2 separate regions of the Homo sapiens genome follow, and region 1 is linked to region 2. Evidence: chromatin loops called from intact Hi-C (ENCODE). Cell type or tissue: sigmoid colon. All regions are shown on one strand. Each heading gives the region's core, and the rest is flanking DNA. Links, peaks and the distances in the headings are about the cores only.

What was found. Hi-C counts contacts between places; a loop is a spot of excess contacts. Peaks named below come from ENCODE experiments on the same cell type or tissue, not always from the same donor. Only the 100,000 strongest peaks of a DNase experiment are listed, where the experiment ranks them.
Region 1: a loop joins it to region 2, with 12 times the contacts of the local background. A loop is called at or near these places in 72 of 110 quality-filtered maps.

Annotation. Positions count from the first base shown.
Region 1 is chr15:42,132,863-42,141,250 of GRCh38, forward strand. It overlaps PLA2G4F (phospholipase A2 group IVF), which reads right to left. Exons shown (of 20, transcript NM_213600.4): 20 at 6,172-8,388. Among named protein-coding and RNA genes, the nearest start is that of PLA2G4F, 20 kb to the right of the region's middle. In sigmoid colon, for the core only: a CTCF peak has its summit at 5,035 (motif pointing left); no DNase peak of the experiment used is centred there; H3K27ac peaks cover 1,254 bases.
Region 2 is chr15:41,984,938-41,993,325 of GRCh38, forward strand. PLA2G4E (phospholipase A2 group IVE) reads right to left here. Exons shown (of 20, transcript NM_001395548.1): 13 at 7,800-8,022; 14 at 5,184-5,298; 15 at 4,478-4,615; 16 at 3,112-3,219; 17 at 2,235-2,438; 18 at 902-1,068. The region is part of intron 3 of PLA2G4E-AS1 (PLA2G4E antisense RNA 1); the gene reads left to right. Among named protein-coding and RNA genes, the nearest start is that of PLA2G4E-AS1, 16 kb to the left of the region's middle. In sigmoid colon, for the core only: a CTCF peak has its summit at 4,757 (motif pointing right); a DNase peak (open chromatin) is centred at 4,744; H3K27me3 peaks cover 1,232 bases.

The DNA.
Region 1 (8,388 bases), core at 292-8,291, 150 kb after region 2:
CCTGTAATCCCAGCACTTTGGGGGGCCAAGGTGGCCGGATCACCTGAGGTCAGGAGTTCAAGACCAGCCTGGCCAACATGGTGAAACCCCGTCTCTACTAAAAATACAAAAATTAGCAGGGTGTGGTGGCATGTGCGTGTAATCCTGGCTACTTGGGAGACTGAGGCAGGAGAAATCACTTGAACCCAGGGGGGCAGAGCTTGCAGTGAGCGGAGATCGCACCACTGCACTCCAGCCTGGGTAACAGAGTGAGACTCCGTCTCAAAAAAAGAAAAAAAATACATGAGTAATCAAAAAACTCAAATATTAATAGAATAAAATGTATAAAACAATTCATGCCTAAAATTTCTTCATTGTTTCAGATGTAGAATAGTTAATTTAACTTAAATCATTTCTTAAAAAGACAAATTCAGAAAATTTACTGTGTAATTGAAAATAATTTTTTTAAAATGTTGAGGGTGATCTTAGCCTGTTCTCTGTCTTTCATCTTGAAACACAACTTTTCCTTTGTAACATTTTACTCATCCCCATCTTAGTTAGTTTGTGTTGCTATGAAAGGATACCTGAAGTTGGGTAATTTATAAAGAAAACAGGTTCATTTGGCTCATGGCTCTTCAAGGCAGGCTGTTCAAAGAGCATGGTGCCAGCATCTGCGTCTGCTTCTGGTGAGGGCCTCAGACGGCTTCCACTCGTGGCAGAGGGCAAGGGGAGCCTTTGTGTGCAGAGATCACAGAGTGAGAGAGAAAGCAAGAGATGGGGGAGGTGCCAGGCTCTTTTTAACAACCAGCTCTTGGAGGAACTAATAGAGTGGGAACTCACCCAGCCCCCAAGAAAGAGGGCAATAACCTATTCTTGAGGGATCTGGTCCCATAACCGAACACTTCCCATTAGGACCCATCTTCAACACTGGGGATTAAATTTCAATATGAGGTTTGGAGGACCCCCTATACCAAGCCCGTCATATTAATAATAGAAAAGATAAAAACATAGGTTAATAAATTAATAACCCATGATTCAAAGCAAGAAAGAGAACTCTTCATGAGTCAGAAACGCAGAGGCAGCCCTGAATGAAGGAGGTAAACGGGCAGCCCAATGGAACACACTGGCACGCTACCCGGCCCTCCATGCCAAGGCTGCTACTGTTACCCAGGGGCTGCAGCATCCCTTCAAGGCTGTGTGAGTCCCCCAGCAGCATAGCTTCAGCCTCCCCAGCCCCAAGTCCCACACTGCCACCTGCAGGCCAGCCATCATTACCACGGCATGGCCAAGGACACGCAGCCAGGAGCCATCACAGCCCAGGGCATGCAAGGAACTCTCTCAGAGATGAGGTTACAACCAACAGTCACCAAATACATAAAGAAGGCAGCATCCATGAAAGAGAGGCAACAAAGAACCTACCCCCAAGGAATCCAGTCACAGAACAATCAGAAAAACGTGTTAAAATACATACGCTAACATCATCACAGTGAAAGGAGTGAAGCCTATTCAGGAAATGAAAACACGTAGTTTTGGAAAAGATCCGCTTAGAGAACTTAAAATGAAAAATGTGATAGTCAAGTTAAACAGAAACCCCAAAAGATGAATCCAGGAGCGGACTGGACACAGAAGATTGTGTTCATGATCTGGAAAATCATGCTAAGAAAATCCCCCGGAATACAGCACAATGAAAAGATAGAATGCATAAGAGGAAAGTTTAGGGATACACAGCGTTGATTCAGATATTCCTACATCCAGTTAATATGAATTCCAGAAAGGGAGGATGAACAGCAGTTGTGATAAAATTGACAGGTAATTTCTTAGAGCTTCAAAAAGACATACATCCAGAAGTTGAAAGAGCTCACTGATAATTTTTTACCTTTACACTTTAGAAAAATCAAAATTAAACTTTTTGATTTTATTATTTTTTTTTGAGACAGAGTTTTGCTCTGTCACCCAGGCTGGAGTGCAGTGATGCAATCGTGGCTCACTGCAGCCTCGAACTCCTTCTGGGCTCAAGCAGTTCTCTTGCCTCAGCCTCCCAAATAGCTGGAACTAAGGTGTGCACCATCATGCTTAGCTAATTTTTTATAGAGATGAAGTCTTGCTTTGTTGACCAGGTTTGTCTTTAACTCCTGGCTTCAAGTGATCCTCCTGCCTGGCTTCCCAAAGTGTTGGGATTACAGATGCGAGCCATAGAGCCTGGCCAAAGTTAAACTTTAAAAATCAAAGACAGGCCGGGTATGGTGACTCACACCTGTAATCCTATCACTTTGTAAGGCCGAGGTCAGAGGATTGTTTGAGCCCAGGAGTTGGACACCAGCCTGAGCAACATAGGGAGACCCCGTCTCTACAAAATTAAAAATAAAAATAAAAATAGCCAGGAATGGTGGCACATGCCTGTGGGCCCAGCTTCTTGGGAGGCTGAGGTGGGAGGATCGCTTGAGCTTAGGAGGTTGAGGCTGCAGTGAGCCATCATCTGCCACTGTACTCCAGCCTGGGTGACAGAGTGAGACCTCATTTCAGAAAACAATAAATAAATAAAATAAAAGACAAAGTCCTAAAAGTTACAGACAAATGACCTGCAATGGGGACTCCAGCTGCCATCAGATTGCATATCAGCAATATCAAATGCAAGAAGGCATTAACATCTGAGCATATGCAAGCATGAACCAAGAATTCTATACTCTTCCAGGCTATTACTCATAAGTCAGGGCAAGAAAAGAGAATTCTAGACATATAAGCAGTCAGAATATTTACCATCCACACACCCTTCATTAAATATTCAATTTTGCACTCCACTAAAAAGAAAAGCAAACGCAAAAGAAAGAAAGGAGTTACAAGAAGCAATGACAAGCAACTAAATCAAGAAACTATATTGTAAAGTGGAAATAAAAATTTCTATTTTGCAGTTTTTAATACACTGGAAATAAGATTCCAGGTGATTAGTAGAATGTTTGGGTGGTTGGGGAGCGGCACATAGGGCAGGAAACAGGAAGCTACAAGCATGCCAGGATGCTTGTCTTGTTTGGGGAGAGACAATAGAGACTGGTGGACTTTTTAATGGGACTTTAAAAAAATAAAAGTTTAGGCTGGGTGTGGTGGCTCATGCCTGTAATCCCAGCACTTTGGGAGGCAGAGGTGGGTGCATCACTTGAGGTCAGGAGTTCAAGACCAGCCTGGCCAACATGGTGAAACCTGTCTCTATTAAAAATACGAAAATTAGCCAGGCATGGTGGTACACACCTGTAGTCCCAGCTACTCGGGAGGCTGAGGCAGAAGAATCGCTTGAATGCGGGAGGCAGAGGTTGCAGTGAGGAAAGATCATGCCACTGCATTCCAGCCTGGGCGACAGAGTGAGACTGTCTCTGAATGAATGCATGAATGAATGAATGTTTAAGTAAGAAGACTTTTTTTTTTTCGGAGACAGAGTCTCGCTCTGTCACCCAGGCTGGAGTGCAGTGGCGCGATCTCAGCTCACCGCAAGATCTGTCTCCATGGTTCACGCCATTCTCCTGGCTCAGCCTCCTGAGTAGCTGGGACTACAGGCGCCCACGACCACGCCTGGCTAATTTTTTGTATTTTTAGTAGAGACGGGGTTTCAGTGTGTTAGCCAGGGTGGTCTCGATCTCCTGACCTCGTGATCCACCCGCCTCGGCCTCCCAAAGTGCTGGGATTACAGGCGTGAGCCACCGCACCTGGCCGTAAGAAGACTTTTAATGAAGCTAAATTTGGAAATAAACCAAATTTCCATCAGCAGGGGAATGGATAAACATTGTGGGATATCTACATACATCCTAGTGAGTTATACTAAGGAAAGAACTACAGACACAGCAACAGGGATGACTCGCAAACGCAAAACGTGTTGAGTGAGAGAAGCTGGACACAATGAGTCAAAAAGTCAACGAATTGTAAGTCAAAAAAATTTTAAGTGGTTCAAGGTAATAATTTTTCGACTATACCATTCCATTTGTATGAAACTCTGGAAAAGACAAATCCATTGTGGGAGAAAGCCGATCAGTAGTCACCTGGGGCCAGGAGTGGGGAAACTGACTGGGACGGAACGCAAGATAACATTTTGGGTGATGGAAATGTTCCATATCGTGACTGTGGTGGTAGTTACACATGTATATAAATCAGAATTCATTGAACTGTGCACTTACTCTCTTGTACACTTACTGTACACTTAGAATGTGTGCTATTGCATATAAATGATACGTCAATGAAATTGACAAGAGGAACCACCAGAATGGTGGAAATAGGATGCATAACATTCAAACCAGCAGAGGGGAAAAGAAAAAAATCAAACCAGAAAGCAGGAAGGCGGGGGAGAAAGACGAAGCATGGCAAACAGAAAACAAGTGTGTCTCAAGCCCCAGGACTTGCTTTGAAACCCAGCGATGGTAAAATAAATGGAGAGGTTGGGGTGGGGAGTGAAAGGAGACCTGGGGCATGGCACAGTGTTTCCTGGTACCCAAGATGGAACTGAAAATCTATAGGCCCTTAGAGGACTTAAGGTGCCTCCAGGAAATTCTGGCAGTGTTCAGGGACCCGAAGAGAGGACAGGAGGACAAGGACAGCAGAAGCGCTGAGGCCAGAGGGAGGAAGGAAAAGCAAGAAGGGGCTTCAACGGTACCAACCCGAACTAGACGATGCACAAGCAAGGGCCACCTGGACCCTCCTGTGGAAGCCTCAGCCACCATGGTCCAGAGGAGCCCAGTGGGGGTGGTGGGATGACAAAGATGCCCCGCAGTAGACCAAGCAGAGCCAGGGCAGGCATCAGGCATTTAAAGCTCCCCAGGTGAATTCAAGGTGCAACCCAGGTGAGATCCATCACTCTGGGGTCAAAGGATAAAGAGCCACGAGGACTTGTGAATGCCAGCAAATCAGCCAGAGCCTCTCTCAAGAGCACCTGCCTGCCTCTCCCCACCCGGGTGGCCCCCCTTCTGGGTAGCTCCCCATCCCTTCTCTTCCTTACTCATATTTTCCTCCCCTTTGTCTTTTCCTCTTTCTCCAACTTCGCCTCCTTTTACCACTTACTTTGCCAAAGCTCGCCACCTAGTGTTGGTAGACTTTTAAAACAGTGGCCTTTATTACATATTTATCCAGATGGTCCCCAACTGAATGGTTTGACTTACAGTTTTTTGACTTTCCAATGGGTTGAGATGTAACCTCATTGTAAGTCGAAAAGCAACTGTACATCTTTTTCAAAACCAAGACCTAAATCTTACTAAAGTAACTGGCTTTTTAACATAGTGAGTCATTCACCGCTTAATATTTCCTGTGCCTCAGCTTTCCTAATAGGAAAAAAAAATCAGTCCCCAGCCCTGACCTCTAGTGGTTAACAGCCTCCCTGACTCCCAGGACAGCCCCCTACAGACCCCTGTCCTTCATGGAGAAAATTCCAGGACTCCTTGCCCCGTTTGTTGGGTGTCCCTGTGGAGTTTTACAGGACAGAGGTGCTAGGGAAAGATAGATTCCTGCAGGGTATGCAGTGTGCCCTGCTTTTCTCCTCTGCAAGAATGGTTTCATCTGAAATGAAGGAAATTTCATTTAAAGCCTCAGCTGATTACCACCACCAACTGAGCAATGTTAGCTGCATGGCCTGGGCTCAGAGAAGGCGGGGGTTACCCATGCCCACCAGCCACCTGCCAGTACCTGAGGCCCTTCTCCCAGTGCTGCACCATCCAAGGAATGGAAAGGATACTTGCTCTTCGATTTTCTGCAGGAGATTCTTGTGAATGCCGAGCTGCATCGAAGGAACCAGGGGGCCTGATATTTGAACCAGCCTCTGTCCTCATACTCAGTTGAGGCTGTGCTCCCAGGGCTGCTAGGTCACACAACTCCAAGAGACAAATTCACACCATCAGTTCATGTGAACAGGATCCCCTGAAGTTGTGCAGTGCACAACCTGTGCAGCCCTATGTGACAGGCTTGTGGCCCCCTTTTTCTCTCATGAGGGGCTCTGACAAGCTGATGAATGATGCCCCTGCTCCTGTGTTTCTACCCAGCTTCAAGGGAAACCATGCTTGTTCTTCTGGACAAATCCCTCCAACTCTGTCACCTTCAGGACCTTGAAGCTTATTTCCAGCCATCTCAGACAAGAGTTGGAAATGAGGTAAGGACTCAGATACCTCCTCACTGAGGAGCGACCCTGGCTGAGCAGTGGATGAAATGTGTACTCAGACACAGGTATGCAGTGTAAGAGCAGCTAGGGGACTGCCCAGCTCAAGTGGCCAAAGTGCAGCCCTGAGAAGCTGGAGCTGCTTGCTTTTATTCAGTGCAGGCACAATGCCAAAAGCCTGGAGCAAACACTGGAGGTAATTAACATTTATTGTTCCCCTTTCAGGGAAGGTCATGGGCGTAGATGATCAAAGGTCAGTTCCTGGTCAACAGAAGTAAACAAGCCTGTTTAAGATAAATTCCCCCACACTCCCTCGTACCTACTCCTTGCCCTCTGCCTCAGGGTTATAGAACAGCTGTCTTTAGCTATTCTCCTCCAAAGCTATGCAGAGCCTTCCAACCTTTCAGAAGGCCTGCTCCTTTCCCTATAGCTTCTCCCACCACTCTGACCAATCTCCTACACTTGTGGCCCCCTTTTTCTTCCCTTGCCTCATGAGGAGCTCTGACAAGTTGATGAATGATGTCCCTGCTCCTGTGTTTCTACCCAGCTTCAAGGGAAACCATGCTTGCTCTTCTAGACAAATCCCTCCAACTCTGTCACCTTCAGGACCCTGAAGCTTATTTCCAGCCATCTCAGATAAGGGTTGGGAATGAGGTAAAGACTCAGATCTCTCCTGAGGAGCAGACATTAAACTGGCTGGGTTACCTTCGGCCCCTCCCCTGGCTTCTTGCTCTGCGTGGCTCCCAGATTCAGTCTTGTTGGAGCCTCCCCATCCCTGGCTGAGATCCTCCCTGTACTTCTGGCCAATATCTGGGCCACAGCACTAGCCCAGCCTCCTGCCCCCTGCCCCCTGCCCTTGATCTTGTCCCAGTCTCCTCCCAAACCTTATCTGAGCACAAGTGGCATTGCCTACACTTCTGTGTGAGAAGGTCCCCGCCCACTCTGCACAAGCCCACGTTTGCCTCCTTCACAAGCCTTGCTGGCCTGCGGGGACAGACGCTGGCCTCTGCAACCCTGGGGCTGCTGATCACATAGCTGAAGCAGAGACCTTATTGTAAGCAACTTTTCATGTGTGTGTGTATGCCTTTTTCTTGGGAGAGGGTCTGTGGTTTATATCAGCTCTTCAAAAAGTCCACATGGGTTAGGAATCATGAAAGCATTGCATGCTTTTTTGTGGTTGGTGGGTGACGATCCATTTCTTAGAATGTAGGTTCCCATTCATTTATCAAATATTTACTGAGCACCTACCATGTATCAACTGCTGCTCTAGGCACTGAGGATACAGCAGTGAACAAAACAGATGGTAGAATGACTTTCTAGGAGCCAGAGACAGCCTGAGGCTCTAATGGGCACTGAAGAAACACCACAGATTCTAAGTTGTGAACGCTGTGCAGTTCTGAGCTGTGAACCCTATGAAGGTTTTACTAACAAGTTATTGATGACGGCAGGCACAGCAGTGTTGATGACAATGGCCACAGCAGGAGCCAGATAAACTCCCAGATAAACCTCTCACTGCTGAACCAAGGGGAGGGGCCGTGGCCTGTGACAGGCAGCCATGGTGAGGAGGCAGAGGAGAACTGAGGTGTCCCCACCCCATGCCAGCCCAAATAACTGGCTCCCCCAGCCCTCGCAACTCATGCCAGCTGGAGGGCTGCAGATCCCAGGCCAGGCCAAGACACAGGCTGGGCTCCAGTCACCCTTCCCCAACCTGGAAACCAGAACTAGTCTTCTTTCCAGACTCAGGACAGGTAAGGCTTCCCAGCACAGGTGTTCCTGACAGCGTGTCTGTGTGAGAGAGCATGGAGCAGGGGGTGCAGCCAAGAGGGAGCCCCTGGGACAGGGGGCAGAAGGAACAAGGTCTCAAGTGCTGCTGCAGGCTCCTAGGCAGCTCAGCACTGGAGGCATATGCTGCAGAGGCCGTGGCCAGATGGAGAGGGCCTGGCCAGAACGGGATCTCCTCTTCACGAATCTGAGGGCTGCCCACACTAGAGAGGTTCTAGGTATTTGGAGAGTCCCTGGCGGGTCAGGGGAAATGGAGAAGAGGGAGAGTGAGAAACAAAACTTGCCAAGACCCATTGGATGCATCTGGGAAAGAGGCAAGAGCCCAGGCGAGGCTCCCTCTGCACTGCCCATGCCTTGGAGTAACCCACCTCCAGGAACTTGCACACCCTCCTGCCCCACATACAGGTGCACACCTCTCCCCCGATGAACTGATGCCCCTACTAGACACACCCATTTAGCTCCTAGGAATGGTGAGACTATATTTGCATGATGTGGCCACTACACAC
Region 2 (8,388 bases), core at 240-8,239:
GCCAGAGCTGCCCAGGCCCCTGTGGGATGTGCATGGGCTTTGGAGCTGACAGTAGTACAGGGCTAGAAAAGACTCTGCAAGGGCATCTCTAAAAGCATGATGTCGCAGGAAGAGCACTGCCTTAGAGTGTCAGAACCCCCTCAGTTCTGCCCCTCGTTCCTCTGCTCACTAGCTGTGTGATCTTAAGCAAGTCTCTCTGTGTCTTGGTTTCCTCATCCATAACATGAGAAATGATAGCAGTTGTGCCGTCTCCCTCCAAGAGCTGGTGTAAGGGCCAAACAAGATCACACGTAGGAAAGTGCATTGTTACCCATTTACAAACTTAGATTGTTTTCATTGTTGCCCTGTTGGTCTGTGTACACTTCACTTCGCCTGGCTTCAGGGTAGAACTGTATACACATAGAACTTTCCAAAGTAAATTAAAAAAATAAAAACTTCTGGTTCTGACAAGTGCCCTCCTCTCTCGCCAGGCTTCCCTCCCACCTGAGAGCACTTGAGTGTAATTCATGGAGGGTCATATACCCTGGGGGAAGGGAGAGTGTGATCATTTTGAAAATAGGATATTACAAGCTCTTGAATGGAATGGGCTCTACTAAGGTTATTTTTAAAAACTCATTTTTTGTAGCTGAAGAATTGCCCAATATGGCAAATGCTCCAAGGCAAGAGTAAAATTCGAATTTGCTAAGTCAACATGGGCACCATGGTGTGAGAGCCAGCTGGCTGCCCGTGAGTTCTGGGTGTCTGACTTCCCATCATGACTGCTGCTTGGCTTCCTCTGATGCTCTCTGGGGGCTGTCTAGAGCATGCCTCTTCCCAGTTCACAGCGAGTGAGGCCACTGACTGCGGGGCCCATCTTAGGAGAGGCTGCAGCCCATGCTCAGGAGGGAGGCTGCGCACTTGCCTTTGTCTGGGACCCAGCACAGTAGTTGAGGTGGATGATGAGGTCGGCTTTTCGCTCTGGCCTGAGGAGGGGCGGGTAGCTGGAGTTGACAAAGAACGCAGTGTCCAGCAGGCACAGGTGGTTCGCGGACTCGGTCAGCTGGTTTGGGAAACCATCTAGCACTGTGTCTGAAAGCCAAGCCTTCCCGTTACCAACACACCTGGTGCCCTGACAGCCAATGGACAGAGGCACTTGGGGGGACGGAGCGCCCTGTCTGGAGCATCCTTCGCCTCAGCCTGACCAGGACGCCCACTGAGTTCCAGTGCCCTCTGGGTGGCTGAGGAAGAACAGCGTTATCTTGGGCTTTTAGCTAGTCTTTTATGGGATATTGATACTTGTGGGGTATAAGGGGCTTAAGACCACCCCATAAATAGTGTAAACCCTGGGCCCTGAGTCAGCTGTCCCATTGGCCCCAGATGGTGAGGATGAGGCTTAACAGGCCAGGCTGAAGCAGCCATTTGCAGGCCACGGCCAATTAAAATATTAAGAAGGCGAAAGTCAATGCCTTAGGGCCTCAGCAGCAGAGGAGGCGGCACTGAGCTGACGCTGCAGGACCACAGTTTAAGGCCTGGCTCTGCTGCTTACCACTTGGGGGTTCCTGAGCTGGGCCATCCCTGCCCAGTTCCAAGCGGGCACCACTCACATTTTTTTTTTTTTTGAGACAGGGTCTTGCTCTATTGCCCAGGCTGGAGTGCAGTGGCGTGATCATGGCTCATTGCAGCCTTGACCTCCTGGGCTCAAATGATCCTTCTATCTCAGCCCCCAAGTAGCTGGGACTACAGGTGCTCATCACCATGCCCAGCTAATTAAAAACAATTTTTTTTTAAGAGATGGGGTCTCACCATATTGCCCAGGCTGGTCTCAAACTCCTGGACTCAAGAGATTCTCCAGCCTCGGCCTCCCAAAGTGCTGGTGTTACAGGTATGAGCCACTGTGCCTGGCACCACTCACATTAAAGGGCATCCCCAGAACACAACTGCAGAAAGTAAGACCCCCTGTTTCCCCATCTGTAACATGGGGCCAACTTCTACCTGCTAGGACTGTTGTACAGATTCTGTATAGAATGACTGTACAGATGCAGTGAGTTAAGTACCCACACCACTCCCTGCTGCCAGACACATACAGTGTTCAAGACGACACCACCAAATGTGGAAAACACCATGGGGAGAGAGGTGCCTGGCCCAGTGAACATAGCCAGAGAAGTTTTCTTATTCTTTATCCATGGCAGCCTTGACATCCACATCTTCCTCCTCCATATGGAGGCAGGCCTCAAGGAGTAGCCAGGTAGGGTTACCTTTCCACCTAGAGAACTGGCCATTCTGGAGGTAGTTGGTGTGCAGCTGCAGCCCAGACAGGAAGTTGTGAAACTCAGACACGAAGGACCGATGGGTAAGGATTTCTCGGAAAGAATTGGACAGCCATGACCCTGGGATCACTACCGTGGTCTCCAGGATGTTAGCATCACATTTGGGGATTTCAGGCAGGATCGGCTCGTCTTCTGCAGGGGAGGGAGGGATGAAGGGCAGGTCATGAGAGGTGGAGTCCCCAGATTGCCTATGCGAAGCCCCACATGGTTGCCTGGCACCCAGGGGTGAGCACTGTAAAAGCAGCTCATACCTTCCTTGCTGGGCTCTCAAGGTCCTGGCACTGGGGTTAGGAGGATTCAGGTGAGAGACATGGAGTAAGCAGAGAGGTAGTAGAGAGGGAGGGGGAGCGAGACAGCTAAGAAGCGTCCTGGAGAGGACAGGGAGTTTCAAAGAGTGACCTGTGACTGCTATAGACCCTACTCTCCTCACTTCTCCTGGGTGCTGGCAGCCTTGCCTCCAGGCCTTGGCGCTGGTGTCACTCACCTACAGTCACCCTCCCCTCCAGGCAGGGAAGACACTGTAGCCCCAGCTGCCCTCCCACGTCTTAGGCCATAGGTGACGATGCGGAAACATGTGGCAGGGGGCCTCATCCTCGGTTTGTGGTCCACACCCCGCCCCCCATCACCCAGCCATGAGGGAAAGCCGGGGGCCGCCCCCCATCACCCAGCCATGAGGGAAAGCCGGGGGCCGCCCCCCATCACCCAGCCATGAGGGAAAGCCGGGGGCCGCCCCCCATCACCCAGCCATGAGGGAAAGCCGGTGTCACCCATCACCCAGCCATGAGGGAAAGCCGGGGTCACCCACCGATGTCCTGCACTTTCTCCCTTGTCCACCTGTGGAAAAACTCCTCCGAGGTGTGTGACAGGTTCCAGGCATCCAGCAGGTTCAGGGAGAAGATGCTGCTCCACAGGCCTGGGAGCCAGGGCCAGCGTGAGCAGCTCCACCCTGCAGCCCCAGGCCCCACACTGACATTTGATTCCCCACTCCCCCCACCCCCCCACCCCACGCAAGCCAGGCTGCTCCACAGGCGGGACAGACTTCAGACTTCCATGTCCTTCTCCCCTTCCCACTGCAGCTCAACACAGTGACTGAGGGGCTCAGCTCTCAGCTCTTCTCTTCCCTCCCCTCAGTGCCGGGAGACGTAAAGGTGTATAAGGCACAGCCCCGGCAGGGATTTAATGCTGGCAAGTGCAGGCTTTGAGTTTAAGTCCAGCTGCTGTCAGTGAATACATCTAAAGCATTTAGGGCAGCACCTGGCACATGGCGAGCACTCAATAAATGCAAATGCTATTTGTTATTATGATTTTTAAATGTAGGCATTAGACATTGACCCATTTGGAATCTCTATAAGGTGGGTTTTACTCTTAAGCCTAATTAACTAAGGAGAAGATGGAGGCTTCGACAGGTGAGGCAATCTGGCCAACTTTACACAGCTAGTGAGTGAGAAGCCAGAGTTCAGAGTTCAAGCCCACGTGTTTTGCCCACAGTTTTCTAAACCACATGCTCATCAGCATAGGTGTTCAGGGGAAGGAGAGGCCACCGTGGGCTGGGGGCTTCTGGGGGAAGAAGTGATGGGACTGAGTTGGATCTTGCAGGATGGGTTGGTTTGGGATAGACAGAAGGGGAAGGCACAGACAACTAATTTAAATAAGGGCGTGTTGGGGCTGTGAATGTGGGTCTGTTTCTGAAGAAGCCCTTTGACGGGCGCAGCTAAGACTCTGAAGGGAAGAACTCGAGTGGGTCCTGCATTCGGTGGGCCCAGCTCATGAAGAACCGAGGCGCTTAGGGTGGGAGGCTGGGCTAGGCTTCTCTGGTGACCCTGCCCCTTACCCTGTGGTCTCCCTGGACCCTCGGGTCCCAGGTCTGGGTTGGCCCCTGGAAGCAGGCACACTGCTGGCCGAAGCTAGACGGGAGTGGGTGGGAGTTACAGAAGCTTCCGTCTGAGTCTGCTGTTCCCAGTGTGGTGCTGAGCAGGCTGCAGGGAGACTGCTGGAGACCAGGAAATTGGGAGAGCCCCCAGACCAACTCTGGTCCCCAGTGACTTGGGACCACTCCTAGGATGAGACAATGCTGGCAAGTGCCCCGAGTGTCACATAATCAGGGGCCAACCCAGGGTGGCCCAGCACTGGGCAGCAGCCCCCTGTCATTCCGCCAGTTGCAAGGCAGTCACCTAGCATGTAGCAGATTCGAGACTCCGGGATCCTCTTCACCAGCCGCCCCATGAAGAACTCGGAGCCGAAGAGCTCGGAGGGGATGAAGGCCCCATACTTCTGCAGGCCCACCTCGTAGGGGGAGAACTCGAACCACTCTGCACATGAAGCAGCAGGACGGGGGTCAGTCTCAGGCCAGGGAGCCGTCCACACAGCCGGGCCCCCCTCCTGCCTGCAGCCACTGGCTCAGGCCTTGGAAAGCCTGGGACAGGGAGGCCGCAGTTCCCCCAAAGGACACATGGGGGCACCCTTGGCCAGCTTCTGCTGGTGTAGCAAGGGTCAGCTTTGCCATGCTTTGCAAGGAGGATGGCTCATTTGCACCTCAGAGCCTGTTGAATGGGACAAAAACTGACCCTGAAGCAGGGCAGCTCTCTCGAGTCTCTCTCTCTCTGGGCAGCGTAGAAATATCTTCCTTTCACAACCTTTGTCTTCCCCAGTGTCATTAAACACATGCCCAGGGAAGCTGCAGACAGTGCCTGCCGGCCTCACCCATGCAGCAGGGCAGATTGGGGTAGCAAAGGTGATTTCTCCAGCTGTGTGCACAGTCTGGATGTAGAGGTTGACAAAGATGAGTGGGATTGGGGGACCTGGAGGTGCTGGGTGCTTTTGCCCACCAAGAAGTCCCCCCCTCCACCCCACTTGTAAATCACCAGCCACTGGTGTTACCTCTGAAGTCCTGGTTGCTTACATCATCCTTGACATTGATGGTGAGGTAGATGGGCAGGGGGTTCTGGCCGCAGCTCAAAGCAGCACGCTGATCTGACAGTTTGCATTCATTTCTCTGTGGGGAAACAAAATGGTTAAAGAGAAGCAGCAGCCCAGAGGGTGAGGGAGGCAGTGCAGAATGAGAAGACAATCTGGACCCCCGCAGCCACTTCCTGGCTCCTGAGCTCACCGGGCTGCTGTATCGGCCCCAGCTGACACCAGCCAAATCACTCTGAAAGGGCACCAATGGCATAGGCACCACCCCCTCGGGCTGCCCACCACCAGACAGGGGCCGGGACTGGATCCGCAGTTTAGGACAGTCTCTCAGAGTCCCAGGGTCTTGGTCTTAGGGGTCAGCAGATAAAGAGGAAGGGGTGGGAGAGGCTAGCACTGCCCCTCTTCTGCCCCATCGTCTTCCCTCTGCTAGAACTGGAGCAGCTCCATGTTTAGCATCTCCATTTTTTAAAAAAAATCAGCTTGGCATGTTGAGCTCCCTCAACTGAGGGGTAAAAAGTTGGGGGAAAAGAAGTTTCCCTTCCTCCGCTCCCCTGCCCTCCCCTCCCTCCCTCCCCTCCTCTTCCCTTCTTTTTTTTTTTTTTTTTTTTAACAAAAGACTTAGGACTTGAACACTAGATGGTTGCTGAGGTCACTCTAATCCCCAGAGTGGGGAGCCTTTCAGATCAGCCCGGGCCACAGTCCACCTCCCAAAGTGAATCAGCCACTGCAAACGAGGCAGAATCAAGGTCTTAGAGGCCCAGGCTCTGACCCCAGGCCAAGCAGCTGACTCCTGGGTGACCAACCCTGGTCACCCCAGTGTGCAAAGGCTACAGAACCTGTGTGGAATGGCAAACACATGTATATGCCCAATGACATGTGGGTCTCCTTTGAAAGAAAACAGGGTCATAACTGGGCCCAGAGATCTGGGCATCACAGAGCCCACTGTCCTGGAAGTAAAGCTGCAGGCTCAGGGAAGAGCCGGTCCACATTCATTGTCAAGGTGGCCCAAGGGAAAGGGGCTCCTGTCCTGGCCAGAGCGCAAGAGCAGAGGCCTCTCAACAACAACCCTGCCCTTGCTTTCCTGGGAACCCAGCTCCTTCCCACCAAACCCCCAGAATGCTGAGACTCCTGATGTCGGAAGACTCGGTGCTTCCTCCTCATCATATGCGGCACTCATGATTGTTACAATATTGTTGAAAATGTTAACTAGCACTTATTGATGTAATTCCCACTTAAGGAATAGTAAAGAGCAGGGCCTGAATTTCAAACCCATCCTGACTGAATCCCAAGGCCGATGCCCTTGGCCTCTGCCTGCTCTGCTTCATAGGGAGGACAGGTTAAGTGGTGGGTTATCACAGGGGCAGGGTGGGTGGGATCCATCAGAAGTGGCGAGGGCCTGGGGTTGGAAGCCATGTCCCATTCCTTTCTGAATCCCCATTTGCCAGCGCAGTTCCTGGCATGCAGGAGGTACTCAAGTAATTTAATTGAAGGAATGAGGGAAGATTGAAGATGAGGGTCCGGTCATTCTCAGGTGCTCAAACTGTCTGGCTTTCTGGAAGATGGAACCTACTATTATAAAAAATAATTGCTGCAATGACTTTCTGGCAAGTTCTGATTTGAATTCAGAACTCCCCGGACACCTTTGGAGTGGAGCAGGGAACCGTGGGCCTGGACAGAGGTGGGAAGCTCTCCTCTGGGGCCAGGCAACAACAAAAGTTGTTAATCTCGGCTTGTGCAACCTAAAGGGCACAGATGTCAGCTGAGCCCACCCTGATGTCCAGGATCGCAACACCCCTTGGAGATCCCTGTGCTGTGCCATGTGTCCAGGAAAAGGACCACCCTGTGCTGGGTAGCAGCTCTCACAGCAGCAGCCACCCAACACAGGCTGGTCCTCTTCTTGGGCACGTATTAGTCAGATCACTGGATCTCAGAATAGGAAGGAACCTCATTGGGCCCACTGGTGGCCATGAGAACGGGCCCTGCAGACCTCCAACTGTAGAGAGTGTTATTGACTGAGGACCCCAGCTGCTGTGCTCTGAAATCCACAGCTGAGTCTGTGCTGAGGCTGCACTTCCTGTGACTGAGTGGGGCAGGGATACTGAGGCTGGCCCGTTCTGGGAGACGCGGGACTCCTGTGACAGCCAGCTTTGGCTGGAGGACCCTCCAAGGGCCTTGCAGACCACATGGTGGTCTGGGATGCTGCCGCCTGACCTTTCTTCCTCTCCCCACCCCTAGGGTCAGACTCGCTTCATGGCGTCACTGCTCTCCAGTCTTCCCCGGCTTCCTCCCCGTTTTTCCCTCACAGGTGTCTTGGCGTGGCTCTCAGAGGACGTGCTGCCCTAGGCAGGTTTGCCTCCAACACGAGGGTCTCAGCCATCCTCTAAAGGGTACACGGGAGACAATCCCACCACCTTCCTCCGTCATAGAGTCCGACACCTTATCGGTCTTCCAGCCCAAGGATACTCCCGCAGGTCTAACCTAATCCCCTGTGTGCAATGGAAGTCCTGACTCCCCTGAGGAAGAAAGAGAGCCAGGCATCAGCCAGGGCAGGGTGGGGCCCAGGAGAAGCCGAGCACCTACCTCGTCCCCCAGGCAGGTCTCTATCAGCAGGCCCCAGAAGTCTGTAAAGGTGACCCTGTAGCCTTCCTGGCTGCGCTGCCGGAGCTCCTCCTGGAATTTGCGGAGCTGGTCTGGGAACAGGGAGGGTAGCTTGTCCTTTACCACATGTCTCCGAGCCTCAAAGATAGCAGGCTCCAAGTTTTTGGAGGACCAGTCAGGGTCACGGTACAAGGTAGCCATGGTCCTGGAAAGAGACAGGCACAGCTGATAGGGCTGACCCGGCCCCTGTCTGATGAGTCCTGGACCCGGGCAGGAGGGAAGGTGGGCAGGCCATTGAGAACCCTAACCTGCCAGGAGGGGAACCTGGAGAGTAGGGGTGAGGCAGAGACCTGGCAGACAGTGAGGAGCAGGGGAGGTGAACATTATTACTCATAATCACAAGTGCTACCAGTTCTCAAATGCCCACTGTGTGCCAGGCATAACAGTGGTTAAGATGAAGATTCTGGATCCAGAACTTTCTGGATCAAGCCAGGCTCTGTCGCTCACTAGCTGTGTGATCTTGGGCAAGCTACTTAATCACCGTTCCCTTCAGTTTTCCTGTCTGTGGAAT